Regions from separate parts of the Homo sapiens genome. Here all the other regions are linked to region 1. Evidence: chromatin contacts called from ENCODE Hi-C or POLR2A ChIA-PET data. All regions are on one chromosome and are shown on one strand. Each heading gives the region's core, a stretch centred on a gene start or an enhancer-like site at or near the end of the contact. The rest is flanking DNA. Distances are from core to core; before and after follow the strand shown. Region 1 holds the start of NR1H2 (nuclear receptor subfamily 1 group H member 2). Region 2 holds the start of NOSIP (nitric oxide synthase interacting protein). Region 3 holds the start of AP2A1 (adaptor related protein complex 2 subunit alpha 1). Region 4 holds the start of FUZ (fuzzy planar cell polarity protein). Region 5 holds the start of PPIAP59 (peptidylprolyl isomerase A pseudogene 59). Region 6 holds the start of KLK4 (kallikrein related peptidase 4).

Region 1 (3,655 bases), core at 1-2,500:
GTACAGTGAGCTTCTGCTCGTGTGTGATAAGGGCTGGGTGGGGAAGAGAGTCACTCACCAGGCAGGGGGGTATCCAGGGAACTCGTGGTAGGAGAGGACATGGTGGGGTCACGGAGCAGCCTGTAGAATACAGGGGATTGAGAGCCTTGTGGGGCTAAGAAGGGTTAGGTTAGGTCAGTTACAGGTCCTGACAGGGCTTTCCCTTTTTTTTCCATCTCTCCAAAGACCCTACTCTCAGCCACAACCCTGGTTCCTGCCAGCCTACAAACCCTCCCCATCCTTCTAACAAGACCTGCCCCCTTCTGTTCCACGCCAGCCTTCAGCTTGGTCTTAAGCCCCGCCCCTGCTGTAGGCCCCGCCCCCTCAGGTCCAATCCACCTGCTTTTTCTAGGTAGGGCCCATTCTCCTTTAATCATGCTCTGCCTTCACGGCCTCCATGCCATGTAGTTTCCCCCCACCTCCTCTTCTTAAGACTCTACCTCACTTCTGCCCCAAGCATCCCTATTTCTCATTCTGACCCCACCTCCTCCTACTATGCTCCGCCCTCAACCTTCCAGGTTCAGCCCCTAAAGCCCCCATCATGGGCCTCCCAACACCTTGCCCCGCCCCATATGCATCCCTCCCTCCAAGCCTCACCCCCACAACCTCGCTCCAGGTCCCCATCCCCTCCCATCATGCCCCGCCCCCGCCCCGCCTCCTCCCTTCCTACTGCACCCCCACAACCTCGCTCCAGGCCCCGCCACATCTCCTCCCATCATGCCCCGCCCCCAGCCCCGCCTCCTCCCTTCATGCCCCGCCCCCGCACCGCGCTGCAGGTCCCGCCCCATCACCTCCCATCATGCCCCGCCCCGCCTCCTCCATTCATGCTCCGCCCTCGCACCTCTCTCCAGGTCCCGCCCCTCTCCAAGCAACAGCGGGGGGCGGGGCTCATGGCTGCGCGCGGGGGTCTCGTGGACGGCCTCTCGCGGAGTGAACTACTCCTGTTGCCCTGGAAACAGCCGCGGGAGGCGCGAATTACCGAGGGGAGGAAATGGAAGGAGAGAAGGGGGCAGAGCGGAGTACGCGGGGAGCGCCGAGAAGCCCCGGGTTCGGGGCTCCTCCTGCGTCTCCCCACTCTCGGGTGCACCTACCTGGGTTCCCTTGCTCTGCTTTTCTTCGTCCTCCTCTTTAGCCCCTGACACACCGCCGCTACTCAAATACCCTCAAAAGTAACTTCGCCACTTCTTCCGGCAACCCCGCCCTTGCGTCACGTCCGGAAGAGGGGCGGAGCGTGAAACTTGACGAACTTCCGGTCCGCTTAGGACCAGCCGAAGCTGCTGCCCCGCACGGAAGTTGGAAACTCACCGGAAGTTTACCGGGTAGATCTACTGGGACTTGGCAGAAGAGTTCCGAACCCATTTCCTCGCTTCTTGGGAGCCAAACCTCCAGCCCCGCGCTTTGTGGCTTTAGCTCATTCATGCGCTTCTCTGAGCCTGCGGCCAAACCCTAGCTATAGCTGCTTGTCGCACATGACTGATTTAAGGCACGTTTGCACTTTTTTGGTCGTTACAAGTTTTCTGATTTTGGAGTCGTGCTGCTTGTTAGTTTTATTTATTTTTATTTATTTATTTGGAGAGGTCTCACTCTGTCACCCCAGACTGGAGTGCAGTGGTGTGATCTCAGCTCACTCCAGCCTCTGCGTCCTGGGTTCAAGAGATTCTCTTGCCTCACCCTCCCAAGTAACTGGGATTACAGGCATGTGCCACCACGCCCGGCTCATTTTTTTGTATTTTTAGTAGAGACAGGGTTTCGCCATGTTGGCGAGGCTGGTCTCGAACTCCTGACTTCAAATGATCCGCCTGCCTCGGCCTCCCAAAGTGCTGGGATTACAGGCGTGAGCTGCGGCACCGGGCTTATTTTTACTTTTTTTTTTTTGAGATGGAGTCTCACTCTGTTGCCCAGGCTGGAGTGCAGTGCCGCGATCTCAGCTAACTGCAACTTCCGCCTCCTGGGTTCAAGCGATTCTCCTGCCTCAGCCTCCCTTGTAGCTGGGATTACAGGTGCCCACCACCACGGCCGGCTAATTTTTCTATTTTTAGTAGAGATGGGGTTTCACCATGTTTGCCAGGCTGGTATCGAACTCCTGACCTCAGGCAATCCACCTACCTCGGCCTTCCAGAGTGTTGGGATTACAGGCGTGAGCCGCTGTGCCTGGCCAGATTTGAGATGTCAGAATTTTCTCATTGTTAAAATTTTGCAAAAATGGTTTCAATAACTTGGTGATTGGAAGAATTAAAAAAGCTCAGTCTCGGACCGGGCGCGGTGGCTCACGCCTGTAATCCCAGCACTTTGGGAGGCCGAGGTGGGCAGATCACCTGAGGTCGGGAGTTTGAGATCAGCCTGACCAACATGGAGAAACTCCGTCTCTACTAAAAATACAAAATTAGCCAGGCATGGTGGCGGGCGCCTGTAATCCCAGCTACTCGGGAGAGGCTGAGGCAGGAGAATCGCTTGAACCCAGGAGGCGGAGGTTGCGGTGAGCCGAGGTTGCGGTGAGCCGAGATTGCGCCATTGCACTCCAGTCTGGGTAACAAGAGCGAAACTCCGTCTCAAAAATAAAATGCAATAAAAATAAAGGAATAAAAGAATGGCTACTCCAGGTAGAGCAGCGGCTTGGGCTGTTCACTGTGATTATACTTATAGTTATTTCTTGATTATATACTAAACAACGGGTGGATTATTCATGAGTTTTCCAGGAAAAGGGTAGGCAATTCTCAGAATTGAGGGTTCCTCCCCCGTTTAGACCATATAGGGGAACTTCCTGACGTTGCCATGGCATTTGTAAGCTGTCATCGTGCTGGTGGGTGTGACTTTTAGCATGCTAATGCGTTATAATTAGTGTATAATGAGCCATGAGGACGGCTAGAGGTCACTCTCATCGCCATCTTGGTTTTGCTGGGATCTGGCTGACTTCTTTACTGCATATGCTGTTTTATCAGCAAGCTCTTTGTGACCCGTATCTTGTGCCAACCTCCTATCCTATCTCATCCTGTGACTAAGAATGCCTTAACCTCCTGGGAACGCAGCCCAGTAGGTCTCAGCCTTATTTTACCAAGCTCCTATTCAAGACAGAATCGCTGTGGTTGGAATGCCTCTGACATATGTGTATGCCTTTATAAAAAAGAAATGGGACTATGTGATCCATGCTCTTCTGTAACTTATTATGTCTACTCAGGCCCATCGTTTGAGATTGTGGAATTTTCCACCTAGGGATGTTAGAAGCGAAACAAGTGATTAACATGAGCGTTGGAAATGGCAGAACCTGGTGTCTCTGTCACTTCCTTCCTGTGTAACACTGAGCCCAGTTCCTTAACCTCCCCGTGCCTCAGTTTCCTTGCCTGTAAATTGCAAACAGGAGTGAGAAAGCCGGGCATGGTGGCTCATGCCTGTAATCCCAGCACTTTGGGAGGCCAAGGCAGGTGGATCACCTGAGATCAGGAGTTCGAGACTAGCCTGACCAACTTGCTGAAACCTGGTCTCTACTAAAAATATAAAATTAGCCGGGCATGGTGGCGGGCACCTGTAATCCCAGCTACTCAGGAGGCTGAGGCAGGAGAATTGAACCCGGGAGACAGAGGTTGTGGTGAGCCAAGATCTTGCCATTGCATTCCACCCT
Region 2 (3,655 bases), core at 837-3,336, 800 kb after region 1:
CCCGCCTCAGCCTCCCAAAGTGAATTTTCATATTTTTAGTAGAGATGGGGTTTCACCATGTTGGCCAGGCTGGTCTTGAATTCCTGACCTCAAGTGATCTGCCTGCCTCAGCCTCCCAAAGTGCTGGTGCTGGGATTACAGGCGTGAGCCACTGTGCCCGGCCTCAACTCATTTTACTTTTCACAGGAGTCATACAAAAATTAGCCAGGCGTGGTTGTGGGCGCCTGTAATCCCAACTACTTGGGAGGCTGAGCCAGAATAATCACTTGAAAGGGGAGACAGAGGTTGCAGTGAGCCGAGACTGTGCCACTGCACTCCAGCCTGGGTGACAGAGCGAGATTCCATGTCAAAAACAAAACAAAACAAAACTTTTCACAGGAGTTTTTTTTTTTTTTTTTTTTTAGACAGAGTCTCGCTCTGTCACCCAGGCTGGAGTGCAGTGGCGCTATCTCAGCTCACTGTGACCTCTGCCTCCTGGGTTCAAGCGATTCTCCTGACTCAGCCTCCCGGGTAGTTGAGATTACAGGTGCGCACCACCACGCCTGGCTAATTTTTTGTATTTTTAGTAGAGATGGGGTTTCACCATGTTGGCCAGGCTGGTCTCAAACTCCTGACCTCAAGTGATCCACCCGCCTCGGCCTCCCAAAGTGCTGGGATTACAGGTGTGAGCCACTGCGCCCGACCAGGAGTCCTATTATTATCCCCAGTATAGAGAACAGGAAACTGAGGCACAGAGAGGTAATATAGCTTGCCGAAGGTCACACAGTGTGCAAGTGTGAGAGCCAGGATTTCAGTGAAGGCAGTGTCCGCCAGAGAAGAAAGCAAGGAGCAGGCAGCTTATCTTTCTTTCCCCACTGTGTCTACAGCACCTGACACAGATGCTTATAAACATGTCCACTGGTGATCTGGAGTCTTCCCTTCCTGGTAATTTCCACTTGTGCCTCTTTCTGTGCTCATTGTCACATCCACCCACAGACAACAAAGATTACGAGAGAGGCAGAGGCAGGGGATTAGTTATATTATTGGGTCTAGGGACCTAAGTGGGCAGGGGCCCTGGACTCCTGGGCCTAGGAGCCCCAAACTTCTGGGTCTCGGAGGGGCGGGGAGCCAGGATGCCTGGGTCCCCAAGCCAGGCTCTTCCTCCAGGGACATTCACTTACCTGCCCAGAAATGTGAGCACTGCCCCTTCCTCTTTAATCGAGAACTCCTTGGCCAGCTACAGCCAGCTGTGAAAGGGGACAGGGAAGAGGGGAGGGGATAAGGAGGAGGGGCGCCCCACTCCCGGTAACCAGGCCTGATCCCCGTTTCTGGCAGGTGGGCGGAACTTGCCATTACCTGCCCTGGGCGGGACTCAGGTAAGGGACAAAGTATTTAAAGGGACCTTGGGATAAAGGACTTAAAGGCCAGAGCTCCATGAGGAAGCCAAGGTGTCGAATACCATGGGATACCTGGGGGATTAGATTCGACCCTCCTCCTCCCTCCCGACCCCTACCCGCTCTGGCTCTCCCCTGGGAGTTCGTCTGTCCGAGCTAGAAAAATTAATATCTAGGTCTCTAGGTATCTAGAAACTAGCGGGAACGATATGCCTTAGTCCCTGGGACAGCTGGGCAGTGCCGCAGTAAATCCCTGTTTCCTGAGAGCGACTTGAACGGCTTTGATTTTCAATTTCCCAATGGCTCTGTCTGTAAAATGGGAGCGTAGTTGTCTCTTCTCAATTGTTTTAAGATGCAGCAAGAAAAGTGGATGATATATTTGGGAAAGTGGGCTTCCCGATCTCTAGGGGAAGTGATTAGTCCTTAAATTTGGGCTTGGAGAGACTCAAAACCTGGGAACCAAGCAGGAAAAAACGATCTCCCTGGGAAATGCCTCGTACATAGTAAGCGTTCCCCATATTCCCACCAGTTTCAATATCCGGAACTTTCGATTAGCTACTCACGTTTCCGGAGAGAGAAAGAGAAGAGAGGACTTGAGCAAGCCAGGCGAGGCACTTCCGCAACTAGGGGCAGCTCTACTTCCGGTGCCTTCTGCTGGGCGGAAGTGGGCGGAGCGGAGGGGGAAAATAGTGCTCCTTTCCGGTGTCGGGGCACAGTTGAAGAAGCGACCGAGGGACTGGGAGTCGTTAGTGAGGTGAGTTCGAGGCGGTGCAGGAAGAGTGTTGCTGGGATCGCTTTCCTGCGGGCTAGAGGCCTGGGGTCTTGAGGGAGACTGGGGCAAGATTTTGGATTCCCGATTCCCTGTCAATCATTATTAATACAGCTGTCCGGGCGCCCCAAGTTTGAAGCTGAACTACACTCTGCTGGAGGTGGCCAACCGTCCATCGGGCAGTTCTCTCTCTCTTTGTCTCTCTCTCTCACTATAAACTCAGTCAAGTGGTAGCTAGCATCGGCCAGTTCTCCTGAGAGTTACAGTTCTGCTGTAGATGATGGCTATTTGCTGGTGGTCCCAAGGGAAGGAGTGGACTGGGATTGCTGGGGGTCTAAGGAGTGGGAGTTGAGGAGGGAGAACTCCTTTCCTGGCCTCAGTTTCTCAGACTGTGGTGGGACGGCGGGCGATACTAGATTGTGCAGTCATCCATCGCCACCTTCTCTTCACCTTTTTGACAGCCCCTTCCCTTTCGGGGTTGGTGCAGGGATTCACGTTTTCTTGTGTGGAGCTTCGGGGTCAGGCAGTCATGGATTCCCATTCTGATTGTGCTGCTAATTCTGTGAACTTGGGGCTTGAACGGTCCTTGAGGCAGTTTGATGTTAATGTTTTCTTACGAAAATGTTCAAACTTATATAAAAGTGAGAGAAGAATACAGGAATTCCTGTCACCCAAATCACCAATGATTATTTTTGCCATACTTGCTGTATTTTTTTAAACTTAAAGAGATTAAAACAAATCGTAGGCATCATGACACTTAAGGATTGTCAAAAGACAAAATTGCAACACATTTAGTGAGAAGATCTTAATTGGCATTTATTCGTGAATCTACAATCAAACAACATCTAATTATGGAAAATAGCGTGAGTGTTCCGATGAGCTGAGCAGAGGTTGTTTTCAGAGACAAAGGGCTGAGAAAATCAGAAACGGAAAACAAAAAGCTAGTTGATTAAATTGATTAACTTGATTAAATTTCTAAGTTAAAGGTTAAAGTAGAGGGGACTTCCTTTATCAGGTGGGCTAAAACTGGGTTGTTTGGGGATTTGGCTATTATCTCTCTCCTGATATCTCAGAAGATCAGATATCAACTTAGTTTTGGCTTGGAAGCATGGAACTTTAGCATGAGTGTCTCCATTTTGGTTTGGTCTGTTGAACCTAGTGCAGGAGCTCAATCCAAACCAATGACCTTCTATAAATTTTATCTAACAGGGTGCGTGTGTAAAAACCAGAAACATTGCTGATATGACCACAATACCATCATCACACTTTAAAAGAACAACCGTAATTCTAGACTACTATCCATTACGTGGTGCAGAGTCAAGTCCAGTGTAACTGTGGGTTTGTTGGAATCAGGATATAGTTAAGTAATTGCTATCGTCTTTTACATCTCTCTTAATTTAGAACTGTTCCCCCTTCCACTCCACTTTGGTTATTTCTTGGTGTAATCGATTCATTGAAGAAACTAATTCTAGTTCAGTTGATCATCCCACCATCTGAATTTGTCCCGTTTGCT
Region 3 (3,655 bases), core at 386-2,885, 610 kb after region 1:
TTCCCTGAGCACCTATTACATGCCAGATCCTTCCATAACAGTTAAATTCTAAAACAACAACCATCACTGGGTACTTTACAGGGCTGCTGTTCAGAGCCAACGGAGTAAAAACAATAGCCAAGTTCCATCTGGGGCCTGGAACGAGTGAAAGGCCTGAGGGGCATTGTCACAAGCCCCTCAGGAAGATACTATCAGCAGTCTCTCTTGACAGATGAGGAAACCGAGAGGTGAAGTCCCTCATTCAAGGTCACACAGCCAGGGAGTGGCAGTGCTCAAACGCAAACCCAAGTCTGGCTGACCCCAGAGCCCATGCGGATGCAGCCTCTGAAGACTCCTGGCAGCTCCAATCACCCACAGCCATTCCCAGGAGTTGAGAGCTGACTTGCCGCCAGGATTCCCATCGTCACGACAACTCTTCCTGGCAGGGACCACCGTCCCCATATTACTGTGGTCAAATAGAAAAGGGCTCAGATCCCTGCCTGTCCTGCTGCCTGACCCCTGACCTCTCTCTGGGATTAGACTTCCCCTATTCCCAGCTTTCCAGATATCTACCCCTCAAGCACTTCAGAACCCAACGCCTTCCTTGAGGTCTGGGCGCTCCTTCTTCTACCCTTTCCCCAATCCCCTACTCTAATGTCCTCTTCTTTCCTGGCCCCCCGTTCCCTGTCACAGGTTCTCCCAAGACCTTACACCGACAGCTCTTTTCCTCTGTGTTCCTTGGGTCCCTCCTTTCCCCTCAGCTGCCCCTCTAGCCCCCTCCACACTGCCTTCCATGTCTTCTAGGCAATCTCCCACCCTGAAGCCCCTCTATCCTTCACCAGGGTGTCCTTATAGTCTCCCCGTCCCATCATCTCCCTGCCCCAAACTCATGGACTTTCAACCACTCTCAGGCCTCCTCTATACCACTGGCCAGGAGCCTCGGTGACCTATCTAACCCCTTTCCCCTGTATGACACCCCCTATCCCAGGTCCTCAAGCCCTGCTTCATTAGGCTTCCGGCATTCCACTTCCTCCAGGTCCCCTCTGGCCTCTTCCCATTCCATCGCTCCACAGGGCACCCCCGCCATACACTTCTTTCACTTCTTCTCTACATTGGGAATCCCTCTAACCCCATCGTTTGTAAGATCCCCCAGCTTTTCAGTCTTTCCCAGGGGACACCTCTATGCTCCCATCCCCGGGACCTCACTGGCTTCCTCCCCTTTCAAGCCCTCCCGGACCCCTCTAGCTACTCCGTGTCGTCACCTCAAGAGGCACTCTATGACACCCCAAGCCCCTACGTGCCCCCCACTCTAAAGTTCTTCCTGGGGCCCATCTATGCTGTCCCTATACGGCCGCAGAGGCTTTTGATCCCCCGGGTCCCTCTGTGATCCCCAAACCCCTCAATTTCACGCTCCCCCCTCCCCCGCGTCTCCAGTGTCCCCCGGCCGCGCGCTCACAGTTCCGGATGTCGGAGATGAACACCGCGAGCCCCCGCATCCCATCGCCCTTGGACACGGCCGGCATGATGGCGGTGGTGTCGGCTCCAGGCCTGGCCGGACAGGGCACAGAGCAGCGGGGGCTGGCAAGCGGGGACCGGGCGGAAAGGACCCCAGGCAGCGCCAAGGAGCCGAGCCGGCCGCGGGGAGGGCTGGCTGGCGGGCGGGCGGGCGGGCTGGCAGGCCGTGGCACCGCCCCCTGCCCCTCCCCTCCGCCCGCGGTCCGGAGCTCTGAGCCGCCCACTGGCTTGAGCTCCTGCCGCTCACAGGCGGGTTTCTCCCCCACTTCCTCTCTCATTGGCCGCCAAGCAAAGGCACGACGCTACGATTGGCCCAGTGTTCCGCTATTTCCGTTTGGGAGCTGGGGAGGGGGGGGAGGAGGCGTTGCCCGAGAGACGGGCGGGGTTCGATTGCGTATCATGGGCCCGCCCCCTCCGCGCGGCCAGGTCAAACACTGATTGGATCTAGCGGCTCTCCAAGGAGGAAGGGAGGGACGTGAAGGAAGGCGGGGAACGGTCCTAGGAGGCGGGACTTAGGTTGACTGGGACCAATGAACGGGTAGACCTGCCCCGCAGGCGTCGCGGATTGGCGAGATCTGTCCTACTTCAGCCCTCCATTGGGCGGCTGTGGGGCGGGCGGAAGGCGAAGATCAGTAGAGAAGGAAAGAGGGGAGGGTGTCACTCCGCTCGGCTGGGATAGGTGGAGCGACGCCTGCAATTCCCTGCTGCAGAGAAGGGGTTGGGCGAGGCAAGAGAGCGTGCGGTGTTTACTGCGCAAGCGTCTCCGTGTTCCCTTTCTCCCTCCACTGTCACCCCCGACTGCTGAAATCCTCTTCTAGGAAGCCTTCCTCCCCTCCCCCCTTCTCTGCAGCCAACGTGTCGGGACTTGAGTTGTCAGGAGACCTAGAATCTCAGAGTGAAAAACAGTAATTCAAGGCTAGTCCCATTAAGCAGAAGTTAAAACTTAGGTCGAGAGGGCGAATGACTTGCCCAGGGCCACACAGCTTGGAAGTGAAAAAGCAGAAATAAACGTAAACCGTATCTTGGCTTACTTTTCAATATATGTTGCCTTTTTTTTTTTGTCCAACCGCAGTGTCTCTCGGGCAGCCTCCATTGTAGCAGATATCAAACCAAAATTGATTGTCTCCTCCAGACTGGGAACTCCTTCTGGGCAAGAATGGGACCTGGCCTTGAACAGTTTCAACAACATTTGTTAAAAGAAGAAATAGGTGAATCTGCTTTGGCCCAGCCCCAGCCTCCATCCCCAACCCCCAGCTCCCCAGAGACTCTTTGGTAAACTGGCTTTGGGGAAGGCAAAACGGCCAGAACTCCCAACGCCCCAGGAGATTGAGAAATTTGGGACAAAGGGAACTGGAAGAGTCCATTTCTGTCACCTGTAGGAACAAAACTCCACCCCATCAGCCTTTTCTAATCTCAGAAGCCAAGAATTCCTGGAATGAGCCTTGGGGGTGTGTTCTGGACCTTTGGAATGGCCATTCTGAATCCTGGGAGATGGAAAGGAGGTTGAGAAGAGCCCACCTTCCAGGCTCAATGGATGCGTCCATTTGGGTTTCCAGGAATGGGGCCTGGGAAAGTCCATTTTGGATTCCAGGAGGACAGAAATTGCTCAGCTGTTTTAGTCACAGGGAGAGTCCATTTCTAATATGGGAGGGGGGTGCTGTTTGCCCCTGAAGAACATAAAGCAGCCCCATTAAACACAAGAAAAATTATTAATCCCAGGACTTGAAGTTCTTTTTTTTTTTTTTTGAGATGGAGTCTCGCTCTGTCGCCCAGGCTGGGGTGCAGTGGCGCGATCTCAGCTCACTGCAACCTCCGCCTCCCGGGTTCACGCCATTCTCCTGCCTCAGCCTCCCAAGTAGCTGGGACTACAGGCGCACGCCACCATGCCTGGCTAATTTTTTGTGTTTTTAGTAGAGACGGGGTTTCACCGTGTTAGCCAGGATGGTCTCGATCTCCTGACCTTGTGATCCGCCCACCTCGGCCTCCCAAAGTGCTGGAATTACAGGCGTGAGCCACTGCGCCCGGCCTTTTTTTTTTTTCTTTTTTTTGAGACAGAGTCTCTCTCTGTCCCCCAGGCTGGAGTTCAGTGACTCAATCTCGGCTCACTGTAACCTCTTCCTCCCGAGTTAAAGCGATTTTCCTGCCTCAGCCTCCTAAGTAG
Region 4 (3,655 bases), core at 1,097-3,596, 560 kb after region 1:
TCGGCTCGCTGCAGCCTCTGCCTCCCTGGTTCCACCGATTCTCCTGCCTCTGCCTCCCCAGTAGCTGGGACTACAGGTGTGTGCCACCTCGCAGGCAAATTTTTGTATTTTTGTTAGAGACAGGGTTTTACCATGTTGGCCAGGCTGGTCTCAAACTCCTGACCTCAGGTGATCCACCCGTTTTGGCCTCCTAGAGTGCCCGGATTATAGGCAGTGAGCCTGCGGAAGCCCTTTTTTTTTTGAGACAGTCTCATTTGCTGAAGCTTTTTTTTTTTTTTTTTTTTTGAGATGGAGTTTTGTTCTTGTTGCCCAGGCTGCAGTGCAATGGCACAGTCTCGGCTCACGGCAGCCTCCACCTCCTGGGTTCAAGCGATTATCCTGCCTCAGCCTCCCGAGTAGCTGAGTTTACAGGCATGCGCCACCACGCCCAGCTAATTTTGTATTTTTAGTAGAGCCGGGGTTTCTCCATGTTGGTCAGGCTGGTCTCGAACTCCAGACCTCAGGTGACCCGCCCACCTTGGCCTCCCAAAGTGCTGGGATTACAGGCGTAAGCCGCCGCGCCTGGCCTGCTGAAGCCTTCAAATCCATACAATCATATGATTTTACTCCTGTGTGCTTGGCAGGCATCTTTCCAATTTTATGAACACTTTCTTACATTACTAGTATGCCATTGTTACCTGTAACAAAATTAACTTCTTAGTATCATCCAACAGTAAGTGTGTAATCAAACGTTCCAATTGTCTCAAAATGTGTTTTTACAGTTGGTTTATTTGTATCAGGATCCAAACAAAGACCACACACATATTTAGACATTATGTCTCAAGTTTCTTTTCATCTAGAGCAGCCCCCTCTTTTATGCCTGTGTAACTAACATTTTAATAAAGTTGTAAGGAAGATAAAAGTAATCCAGAGAAAGGAAAAAAAATATCAATAGGCAAGAAGGAAGATTAAAATGGTACCTAGGCCAGGCATGGTGGCTCCTGCCTGTAGTCCCAGCACTTTGAGAGGCTGAGGTGGGTGGATCATTTGAGCCAAAGAGTTTGAGACCAGCTTGGGCAACATGGCGACACCCTGTCTCCACAAAAACTACAAAAATTAGCTGGACGTGGTGGGGGCACACCTGTAATCCCAGCTACTCAGGAGGCTGAGGCAGGAGAATCGCTTGAATCCTGGAGGCGGAGGTTGCAGTTAGCCGAGATGGTTCCACTGCACTCCACCTTGGGCGACAGAACGAGACCCTGTCCCCTCTCCCAAAAAAAAAAAAAAGAGAAAAAGATGTACTTTAGGAAGTAGGAAAATTAAAAATTATGCTAGAAAGATGGGCTGATCTGCAAGAAGGAAGAGGAAGGGAAAAATGAATCATAAATACTTTTGTCATTACAAGTAAATGCTGCCTGTGTAAAATAATAAAAATATTCATAAGGGCATTTTAAAAAGTCAGTAAAATGCTGTCCCAGCACTAGTTGGCTAGTCTGGAGGAGTTCAACAACCTAATGTACATCAATACAGAATTGGTCAAATCAATTTGTCACATCCATAAAATAGATTATAAAAATACATTATTAAGATGAAATAGACATACTTTTTCATGGCAAAAAAGAAAGTGTGGAAATGTTAGTATATTGATCATCTTTGTGAAAACGTATGAATAGTCTACGTTAAACTGTATTTTAGGAAAAAAATTGGGGAAGGGATTTTTCACATTTTACATGGTATGCTATCATGTATAAATTCATTACAGAAATGATATTATTTTTATTATTCTGGAAAATAAAGGATTTCCTTGTTTTCTTTTTTCTAATAACAAAAACAACCTTTTTTTTAGTGGTTACTAGGCAACGATCGCTGGACTCAACCACCCTCGAAGGTTGTAGGGGAGATGGTGTTTTTCTCGATTTCGCCCCAAGGAGGGTGCTCGGACTTCGACGTGCCGCCATCTTTGAGCAGGGCACAGCTGTTTACAGCCTTGGAATGGATATCAGGCTGAATGGTGGTTGCTTGGCAACGCCCCGCCACGGTCGCCATCTTTGAGTAGGGCACATTGTTTACTACTATATACTGGAAACCTACAGGGAATGTGGTTGCTAGGCAATGCTTTGGGACCATCGCAATCTTTGATCCGGGCACAGCTGTTTTTTCCGTTTAGAATGTAAATCATCAAAGCCTACAGGATGGTGGCTAGGCAACGCCTTGGCGCAGTCATCATCTTCAATCCGGCTTCTTGGTTCTCTTTACCTCCTCGGAGAAACTAGAAAGCTTTGCAAATTCAATTTGCCGCCATCTTTGTTAGGGGTACCGTGACTTCCGGCTAGGGCGGAAGAGAACCTAATGGGTTTGGGGGAGGTGCCTGAATAGGGTTTGAGGGTCTGTTTGAGTTGGGTGAAGAAGGCGGGAAGTTAATCCTCTTCCAATCAGCTCCCCATCTCGCCCTCTGGCGGCTCCGGACCACAGGCCGAGTTACTCTGATTACCGCCATGCTCCAAGACCCGCACTGACAGTCCCCACGTGAGGGACCGCGGTGGGAGTCCTAAATGGGGGAGGAGGGGACGGGCGGCACTGTGCATCTGCTGTGCCTCGCGGCCTCCAGCGGGGTCCCCCTATTCTGCAGGAGCAGTCGCGGCGGCGCCCCCGCCCGTCAGCAGGTGGGGCCTTGGACGCCTGTATCTAAACCGAAGGGGGTTCGGTGTTTTGACTCTGGGTCTTCAAGGCAGTAGGGGCTGGGGAAGTTTCAGTGTTGAATTTGTAGGACCGAGGAGGCAATGGACCAATAAGCCTGGTTCCCCAAAGAGGCACTGCCAGGTCATATGGAAAGAGGATGGGGCTGGGAGCTGGCACACTTGGGTCCTAAGGGGGAAGGGGATGGGGGGGTGCTCTTGTCTGATGTCCCTAACCCCTCCTTAGCTCCCGTTCTCTGTCATCGGTTCCCTCAATGGAGTCCACATGTTTGGGCAGAATCTGGAGGTGCAGCTGAGCTCTGCGAGGACCGAGAACACGACTGTGGTGTGGAAAAGCTTCCATGACAGGTCCCCAGGAGGGAACGTGGGACAGGGACAGGGCCTGGGTGATAGTCCCTGTTGAAGATGACCCCGGAGGCCTTCCAGCTCTCTAAAAGCAGCTGTTAATTTGGCTATGGGATCTTTAGCAAGCCAGTTACCCTCTTTGATCCCTGATGTTCTCTATAAGAAAGGCAGGTTGGTCTGAGAGAGGATGTATCTGGTGTTCTAGGATCAATGGGCGGACTCCAACATACCCCTTCCTGATTCCCCAGGCCTTGACTCATTCTTCTCACTTCCATTCCACAGCATCACCCTCATTGTTCTGTCATCTGAGGTGGGCATCTCTGAGCTGAGGCTGGAGAGACTACTCCAAATGGTGTTTGGAGCCATGGTGAGACTCACCAGTCCTCTTTTCTCCCCAGACCAGGAATCTGAGATCTCAGCATCCTTTTCCCTCAGACCTAGGAGTGCAGACCACCAACACTTCCTTCCTCAGAACCCAGGAATCTTTTGTTTGTTTGTTTGTTTTGTTTTGAGACGGAGTCTCGCTCTGTTGCCCAGGCTGGAGTGCAGTGGCTTGATCTCGGCTCACTGCAACCTCTGCCTCCCAGGTTCAAGCGATTCTCGTGCCTCAGCTTCCCAAGTAGCTGGGATTACAG
Region 5 (3,655 bases), core at 763-3,262, 550 kb before region 1:
AGTCCTACAATCCTGCGAGCCATTCCCAGCTGTCTAGTTTTGGGCAAGTTCCTTGACCTCTCTGAGCCATGGTGTATAGGTCACACTCTTCACCTGTAACACCAAGATGACAATTCCACCTCATGCACAGTGCCTGCCCCAGAGTTGGCACAGACCAATCTGGTTTCACTTTTTTTTTTTTTTTTTTTTTCAGACAGAGTCTCACTTTTGTCGCCCAGGCTGGAGTGCAGTGGCACGATCTCGGCTCACTGCCACCTCCACCTCCCGGGTTCAAGCAATTCTTCTGCCTCAGCCTCCTGAGTAACTGGGATTACAGGTGCGTGCTACCATGCCCAGCGATGTTTTTTTGTATTTTTGGCAGAGACGGGGTTTCACCGTGTTGGCCAGGCTAATCTCAAACTCCTGACCTCAGGTGATCCGGACCTCAGGTGATCCAACTGCCTCGGCCTCCCAAAATGCTGGGATTACAGGTGTGAGCCACTGTGCCCAGCCTGGTTCCACTTTTATGTAACAAAGTTGTGAGATGTTTTTCAGTTGCCATGGTATTTCAGGTCATATAACCTGAGTACACCCAGATGAACCATGCGTGCAACCACAGGGGGAACCAAAGTGCTTGGATGGAGGAGCAGGGACTGAATTAAGAAGCTGACACTGCATGGCAGGATCCAGGATCCGATCAGATTTGAGCCTTGGTGTCACCCCATGGCAGGATCCAGTCAGATCATGCTTCTCCAGCATCACCTTATTGCCAGATCCAATCAGATCACGCCTCCTTACTCCATGCTTATAAAACCTGCTCCAGCCCCCAGCTCAGGGAGACAGAGTCAGGTATTTCCTCCTATGTCCTTTTGCTGATCAACGTGCAATTAAGTTTTTCTTTTCTCAAAAGCCGGTGCTATGGTATTGGCCTCTATGCACATGGGGCTGTGAGCCCACTGGTTGCATGGTAACACTACCACTTTTGGAATGCATCACTGACGCATCTGAGATGTAGCCTAGAGCCTGGACATTATTTAAAGGGCAGGCTACTGAATCCATAATGTTATAGGTTGAAGTGTTCCCCCACAAAAAGATATGTTGAAGTTTTTTTGTTTTGTTTTGTTTTGTTTTTTTTGTTTTTTTTTTTTTTTGAGATGGAGTTTTGCTCTTGTCACCCAGGCTAGAGTGGATGGTGCAATCTTGGCTCACTGCAACCTCCGCCTCCCACGTTCAAGCAATTCTCCTGCCTCAGCCTCCCAAGTAGGTGGGATTACAGGCATCCACCACCACGCCTGGCTAGTTTTTGTATTTTTTTTTTAGTAGACATGGGGTTTCACCATGTTGGCCAGACTGGTCTTGAACTCCTGACCTCAGGTGATCCACCTGTCTCGGCCTCCCAAAGTGCTGGGATTACAGACGTGAGCCACCGCGCCCAGCCGATATGTTGAGGTTCTAATCGCCAGGACCTCAGAATGTGATCTTAGTTTGAAATACAGTCATTTCAGGTATAAGTAGTTGAAGTCTTACTAGAGTATGGTGGACTCTTAATCCAGTATGACTGGTGTCCTTATAAAAACAGGGAAGAAAATATGAAGACAGACACAAAGGGAGAGGGCCATGTGAAGAGAGAGGCAGAGATTGGAGTATTGCAGCTGCCAGCCAGGGAAGGCCAGTGGTCAGCAGCCGTCAACAGAAGCCAGGAAAGACTCTACGCAGAGCCTGAGGGCGTGTGGCCTTGCCGACACCATGGGGACCTTGATTTCAGACTTACAGTCTCCAGAGCTCTGAGAGAATACATTTCTTTTGTTTAAAGCCACCCAGTTTGTGCTAGTTCGTTACAGCAGCCCCACAGAACTGATACACGAGTGGGTCAGCTCTCGGTGTACACAGGTCCACTTGACAACAGCAGACATACAAAGGGCCATAAAGCACACGAAACAATGCTCAACTTCTTTCGTCATGAGAGGAAATCCAATTCAAGCCACAATTAGACGCTACCACCCACCCATCAGATCGGTTTTAAAAAATTAAAATAGGCTTTGCAGACACTGCCGCTGCGAGTCCTGTACTATCAGCCACGGTCAACCCCACCGTGTTCTTTGACATCGCCGTTGATGGAGAGCCCTTAGGCCACGTGTCCTTCGAGCTGTTTGCAGATAAGTTTCCAAAGTCAGCAGAAAAGGTTCATGCTCTGAGCACTGGAGAGAAAGGATTTGGTTATAAGGGTTCCTGCTTTCACAGAATTATTCCAGGGTTTATGTGTCAGGGTGGTGACTTCACACGCCATAAAGACACCGGTGGCAAGTCCCTCTACAGGGAGAAATTTGATGATGAGAACTTCATCCTAAAGCATACAGGGCCTGGCATCTTGTCCATGGCAAATGCTGGACCCAATACAAATTGTTCCCAGTGTTTCATCTGCACTGCCAAGACTGAGGGGTTGGATGGCAAGCACGTGGTCTTTGGCACGGTGAAAGAAGGCATGAAGATTGTGGAGGCCATGGAGTACTTTGGGCCCAGGAATGGCAAGACCAGCAAGGAGATCACCATTGCTGACTGTGAACAACTCTAAGTTTGACTTGTATTTTATCTTAACGACCAGACCATTCCTTCTGTAGCTTGGGAGAGAACCCCTTCACCCCACTTGCTTGCAGTATCCTAGAATCTTTGTGCTCTCACTGCAGTTCCCTTTGGGTTCCATGTTTTCCTTGTTCCCTTCCATGCCTAGCTGGATTGCAGAGTTAAGTTTATGATTATGAAATAAAAACTAAATAACAAAAAACTACAATAAATTCAATAAAAATAAATAAGATGAAAACGCCAAGATGTTGCACACTTCGTGGGGCACCTCGAACTCTCATACCTGGTTGAAGGGAGTGTCAAATGGTTCAACCGCTTCGGGAAAAAGTCTAGCAGTTTCTGATAATAAAAACCCCAGCCTGGGCCAGGTGCAGTGGCTCACGCCTGTAATCCCAGCACTTTGGGAGGCCAAGGTGGGCAGATCACTTGAGGCCAGGAGTTCGAGACCAGCCTGGCCAACATGGTGAAACCCTGTCTCTAACAAAAATGCAAAAATTAGCCAGGTATGGTGGTGGGAGACTGTAATTCCAGCTACTGGGGAGGCTGAGGCAGAACAATCACTTGAACCCCGGAGGTGAAGGTTGCAGTGAGCCGAGATCACAAAACTGCACTCCAGCCTGAGCGAAGGAGCAAGACTCTGTCTCAAAAAACAAAAATGAAAAAACACCCCATGATCTCACCAACCAGAGGAAACCAATGTTGACATTTGTGTGCGTGCGCGCGTGCGTGTGTGTGTATGTGTGTGCTGGACAGAGACAGGATAGCAGAGCAGCTAGGCACACAGTCTTCCGAGCCAAAATACAAGAATAATAGTACAAATGCAAGAATAATAGTACAACTTCACGGGGTTGTTTCAAGGATAATGGATTACTCAGCAAAGCTTTGGATTTGGATTTGGGTTTCAAGAAAAACTGTCGAGAAACCACTCTACCAAAACACCCCTGCAAGGCAGTAGACCAAGATGAGTGAAATTGTTCATCTTCACAATTAGGAGCTTGTCCTGAGTTTTTGTAGCTTTTTGAAACAGTGCACCTTAAGAAATAAGCCAGGTCTGCATCATCTATCTCCACTGATAACAATGAAGGGAGTCATCACT
Region 6 (3,655 bases), core at 692-3,191, 530 kb before region 1:
CAGGGACAGGGAAAAGAGAGACAGAGACAGAAACCTGCCAGGGCTTCCTGTTCTGTGGTCCCAGCCTATGTCCCGTCCTGCCCAGAGTTATCTGGGGGCGCACGGGCCCAGGACAGAGTTGGGGGAGGGTCTCACTTGGGATGCTTCCAGTCTGGCAGGTGAGAGAAACAGAGACAAGGGGGAGAGAGACAGAGATGGGACCAGAGAGGCAGAGGAAAAGAGAGCCAGAGAGAAAGAGAGACAGACACACGGGGTGGGCTGTGGGGGAAAGAAGTAAGGAAGGAGAAGGAAAGAGTGTTAGAGACCCAGGAGAGACAGAGAGACACAGAGACATTCCTGCCTCGTCGCGGTCACCTGCGGGCACTATCCCTCACCCGCGCCGGCTCCGCGGTCTACACCCACCCACTCCTTGGATGATCTCACCCGGCCTCGTGGCTGTAAACACCACCTCTCCCCTGATGAGTCCCCGCTGTTTCTCGGCAGTCCTGACCTCGGCCTGCCCCTCCGTGCACCCTCCGCGGTCTACGGCACCCTCTCACCCCCCACCCCCCTTCCCGCACCTATGCGTCTCCACAAGATCCGTAGAGCGCAAGCCAGCAGACCAAGCCTCCACGCCATCCTTGGCCCCTCTGCTCCTGGCCCCCCACTTTCCATCCATCGGGCAGTAACTTGGCTCCACATGCAGAGGGGACCCCGTGTCCATTCACCTCTCTTCTCCCTTGACCCCGTCACCTCCCACCTGGGCTGTTGCCACTGCCCCCCGCCCCGCCCCCACCATCACTCTCCAAGCTGGAAGTTTTTAAAAAGTAAATAAGATTATGTCACTCCATCCTCGTGCTTAAAATCCATTGCACTTAAGTAAAACCCAAGCTCCTTAATCCTGGTACGTAAACTCCTGCAGGCCCGCCCGGTTCCCGGTCTGCGCTCCTACCCGCCCTGCCCTCCTACCCGCCCTGCCCTCCTCTGGCTGGAGCCAAGTTCTCCCCTGCACCCCGCAACCGCCCCTGCTGCGGCGACCCTCCTCCTCCTCTTCCCTGGGATCTCAGCTTAAATGTTCCCCTTCTCTGAGTCTCCCCGACCACCACCTTATATGCTGGTCCCTGCAGTTTTCCTTTATGGTCTGTGCCCCCGGGTAGGACGCGATCCCCAGTGACGAGGACTTTGCTGGTTCCTCCTGTGGCCCCAGCACCTGCCGCAGAGCTCGGAGTGTGGTAGGCACTCAGCTGCTTTTCACTGAGCGAAGACTTTTTAGTTCTCCCGCTCACCGAGAGCCTACAATGTGCCTGGCACTGTGTGCCTTTCCCTGAATTACCTCTTTGAATCCACTTGGGAAATGGGGCATAATGGTCACTCCAGTTTTACAGTTGGAAAAACAGGCTCACAGGGGTGCAGTCACTTGCCCAAGGTTCCAAAAATAGTTCGTGATGTAGGCTGGATACGAACCTGGGGAAATTTGCTGGAGAAGCACAGAAAGAGAGGGATGAAGGAGGAGGGGAGAGAGAGAGAGAGATTTAATTTAAAAAGAGAAAGAACATGAGAGAGAACAGGAGAGAATGAGAGGAAATGAAAGAAAACACGAGAAAAATAATGAGAGAGAGAATGAGAGAAAGAAAGAAGAAGAGAAAGAGAAAATGAGAGATACAGGCAAGAGAGAGGTATCTCATGAGAGAGAATAAGAACATGAAAAGAGAAAGAATGAGAGAGAGAGAGAGAAAGAAAAAGGAGAGTGGAGTCTAGGATCTGGGCAGGGGTCTCCTCCCTGGGTCCCTAGACCCTGCTGCCAGCCCCTTCTGGGCCCCCAACCACTGCCTGGTCAGAGTTGAGGCAGCCTGAGAGAGTTGAGCTGGAAGTTTGCAGCACCTGACCCCTGGAACACATCCCCTGGGGGCAGGCCAGCCCAGGCTGAGGATGCTTATAAGCCCCAAGGAGGCCCCTGCGGGAGGCAGCAGGCTGGAGCTCAGCCCAGCAGTGGAATCCAGGAGCCCAGAGGTGGCCGGGTAAGAGGCCTGGTGGTCCCCCACTAAAAGCCTGCAGTGTTCATGATCCAACTCTCCCTACAGCTCCATGTCGCTGGATTCTCAGCCTCTGTGCCTTCTGTCTCCACATCTCTCTAGACAGATCTCTCACTGTCTCTAGTTAGGAGTCACTGTCTCTAGTTAGGGGTCTCTCTGTCTCTCTGAATCTATATCTCCATGTCTAACTCTCAGACTGTCTCTGAGGATATCTCTCAAGCACTCTGTCTCTCCGGCTCTGATTCTCTGTGTGTCTTCCCTCCATGCTTGTTTGTGGGTGGCTAGACACCATCTCTCCCCATTCACAGATGGCTAGATGCTTTCTCTAAACTTTCCTTTCTACCTAGTTCTCTCTCTCTCTCTCTTTTCCCATCTCTCTCTCTCTTTTTCTCTCTCAGTCTCTAAATCTGTCTCTCTAGGTTCTGGGTCCATGGATGGGAGAGGGGGTAGATGGTCTAGGCTCTTGCCTACCTAATAACGTCCCAGAGGGAAGAAAGGGAGGGACAAAGAGAGGGATGGAGAGACTTGGGCTGAAGATCCCCAGACACGGCTAAGTCTCAGTCCTCATCCCCAGGTGCTGACGTGATGGCCACAGCAGGAAATCCCTGGGGCTGGTTCCTGGGGTACCTCATCCTTGGTGTCGCAGGTATCTGAGTATGCGTGTGTGTGTCTGTCCGTGCTTGGGGGCACAGTGTTTGTTAATGTTCAGGTGTGACTCAGTGTCCTCTTGCTTGTGACTGCAAAGCTGCCTGTGAGACGGTACCGTGTTATCCGTCCCCCATGGCTGTGCCCCTGCAACTCCTTGTATCGTGGTAAATTTGTGTGTGGCAGTGTGCCTGGGTGTGTGGTTGTACCTGTGAGACTCTGACAGTTTGTGCCTCTGAATATCTGGTGGAGTGACAACAGTGTAATGATGATATGGGGACAGGGGAAGCCGAGGGTGCAGGAGATTGTGCTTCCTGGGGCGTGATCCATTGCTGGGAATCTGTGCCTGCTTCCTGGGTCTTCAGTCCTGAGATCCCCCTCTCCCATCCCCAAGGAACTCACCTCACAGGACTATAAAACGGTGTTTTGGTGTGCATGGGCTTGTGGCTTGGTGTGACTGTGGGCAAGGCTGGGAGAGGATAGGAGTGACTCGGCGCAGGACCGACTCTTTGAGCATCAGTCTGCGCAGACAAGTGACCCGATCCTTGCTCCCAGCAACAACTCCACCCCCTGAGCTTTAATTCACCCCGAAGGACCCGATCCTACTGCTATGAGCCTAGACTCCTCTGTTGAACCCCTCCTGACCGTGGCTTTGCACCGCGATGGCACCAGTCTCACCTCCAGAGCTCACCCCAGAGCCCTGACTCCGCCCCAGAAGCCCTGGTCCCACCTTCTGAGACTGCCTCTAGCCATAACCCAGCTCTTGAAGCCTTGATGGCGCCCCTGCGCTGTAACCCCAACCCTAGGAGCACTGATCCCGCCTTCTCAGCCCACCCCCATGCCCTGACTCTCCTCCCAGGAGCCCTGACTACCCTGAATCCCTGACCAGGCTCCTGCACCGTGATCACCGCCCCTGGGAGCCCTAGGCCTATATCCTGGACCAGCCCCTGAAGCTCCGATCATGACCCCTGCACCATAACCCCACCCCCAGGAGCCCT

What was found. Hi-C counts contacts between places; a loop is a spot of excess contacts on that map. ChIA-PET counts read pairs that join two places held with the same protein, here RNA polymerase II (POLR2A). Pooled maps may share reads with other maps.
Region 2: a pooled map shows a loop between it and region 1 (4-fold over the local background). The contact joins the promoter of NOSIP here to the promoter of NR1H2 in region 1. A Hi-C loop is called at or near these places in 8 of 50 pooled maps. POLR2A ChIA-PET finds 5 or more read pairs at or near these places in 2 of 52 experiments (RWPE1 and activated CD4-positive, alpha-beta T cell).
Region 3: a loop to region 1 is called in a pooled map, with 8 times the contacts of the local background. The contact joins the promoter of AP2A1 here to the promoter of NR1H2 in region 1. A Hi-C loop is called at or near these places in 1 of 37 single-sample maps with no recorded cell type and 10 of 50 pooled maps. POLR2A ChIA-PET finds 5 or more read pairs at or near these places in 1 of 52 experiments (activated T-cell).
Region 4: a loop to region 1 is called in a map of CD8-positive, alpha-beta T cell, with 10 times the contacts of the local background. The contact joins the promoter of FUZ here to the promoter of NR1H2 in region 1. A Hi-C loop is called at or near these places in 2 of 168 maps with a recorded cell type or tissue (CD8-positive, alpha-beta T cell and naive thymus-derived CD4-positive, alpha-beta T cell), 1 of 37 single-sample maps with no recorded cell type and 8 of 50 pooled maps.
Region 5: a loop to region 1 is called in a map of posterior cingulate gyrus, with 4 times the contacts of the local background. The contact joins the promoter of PPIAP59 here to the promoter of NR1H2 in region 1. A Hi-C loop is called at or near these places in 13 of 168 maps with a recorded cell type or tissue (Caco-2, IMR-90, MCF 10A and 9 more), 7 of 37 single-sample maps with no recorded cell type and 17 of 50 pooled maps.
Region 6: a pooled map shows a loop between it and region 1 (2.4-fold over the local background). The contact joins the promoter of KLK4 here to the promoter of NR1H2 in region 1. A Hi-C loop is called at or near these places in 10 of 37 single-sample maps with no recorded cell type and 2 of 50 pooled maps.

What each region holds. Positions count from the first base shown.
Region 1 is chr19:50,374,052-50,377,706 of GRCh38, reverse strand. NR1H2 (nuclear receptor subfamily 1 group H member 2) reads right to left here and starts at 1,250. Exons shown (of 10, transcript NM_007121.7): 1 at 1,131-1,250; 2 at 881-988; 3 at 59-120. The coding sequence starts at 101. RefSeq lists a silencer at 620-709 and an enhancer at 530-1,341.
Region 2 is chr19:49,578,987-49,582,641 of GRCh38, reverse strand. It overlaps NOSIP (nitric oxide synthase interacting protein), which reads left to right and starts at 2,086. Exons shown (of 9, transcript NM_001270960.2): 1 at 2,086-2,127. It overlaps PRRG2 (proline rich and Gla domain 2), which reads right to left and starts at 1,326. Exons shown (of 7, transcript NM_000951.3): 1 at 1,161-1,326.
Region 3 is chr19:49,764,981-49,768,635 of GRCh38, reverse strand. AP2A1 (adaptor related protein complex 2 subunit alpha 1) reads right to left here and starts at 1,635. Exons shown (of 23, transcript NM_130787.3): 1 at 1,436-1,635. The coding sequence starts at 1,502. RefSeq lists enhancers at 1,171-1,939, 1,993-2,970 and a silencer at 1,501-2,080.
Region 4 is chr19:49,811,983-49,815,637 of GRCh38, reverse strand. FUZ (fuzzy planar cell polarity protein) reads left to right here and starts at 2,346. Exons shown (of 11, transcript NM_025129.5): 1 at 2,346-2,642; 2 at 2,902-3,023; 3 at 3,303-3,387. The coding sequence starts at 2,532. RefSeq lists enhancers at 1,783-1,832, 2,043-2,282, 1,669-2,475.
Region 5 is chr19:50,925,974-50,929,628 of GRCh38, reverse strand. PPIAP59 (peptidylprolyl isomerase A pseudogene 59) reads left to right here and starts at 2,012. Exons shown (of 1, transcript XM_047439804.1): 1 at 2,012-2,762. The coding sequence starts at 2,012. The coding sequence ends at 2,551.
Region 6 is chr19:50,909,681-50,913,335 of GRCh38, reverse strand. It overlaps KLK4 (kallikrein related peptidase 4), which reads left to right and starts at 1,941. Exons shown (of 6, transcript NM_004917.5): 1 at 1,941-1,997; 2 at 2,587-2,658. The coding sequence starts at 2,598.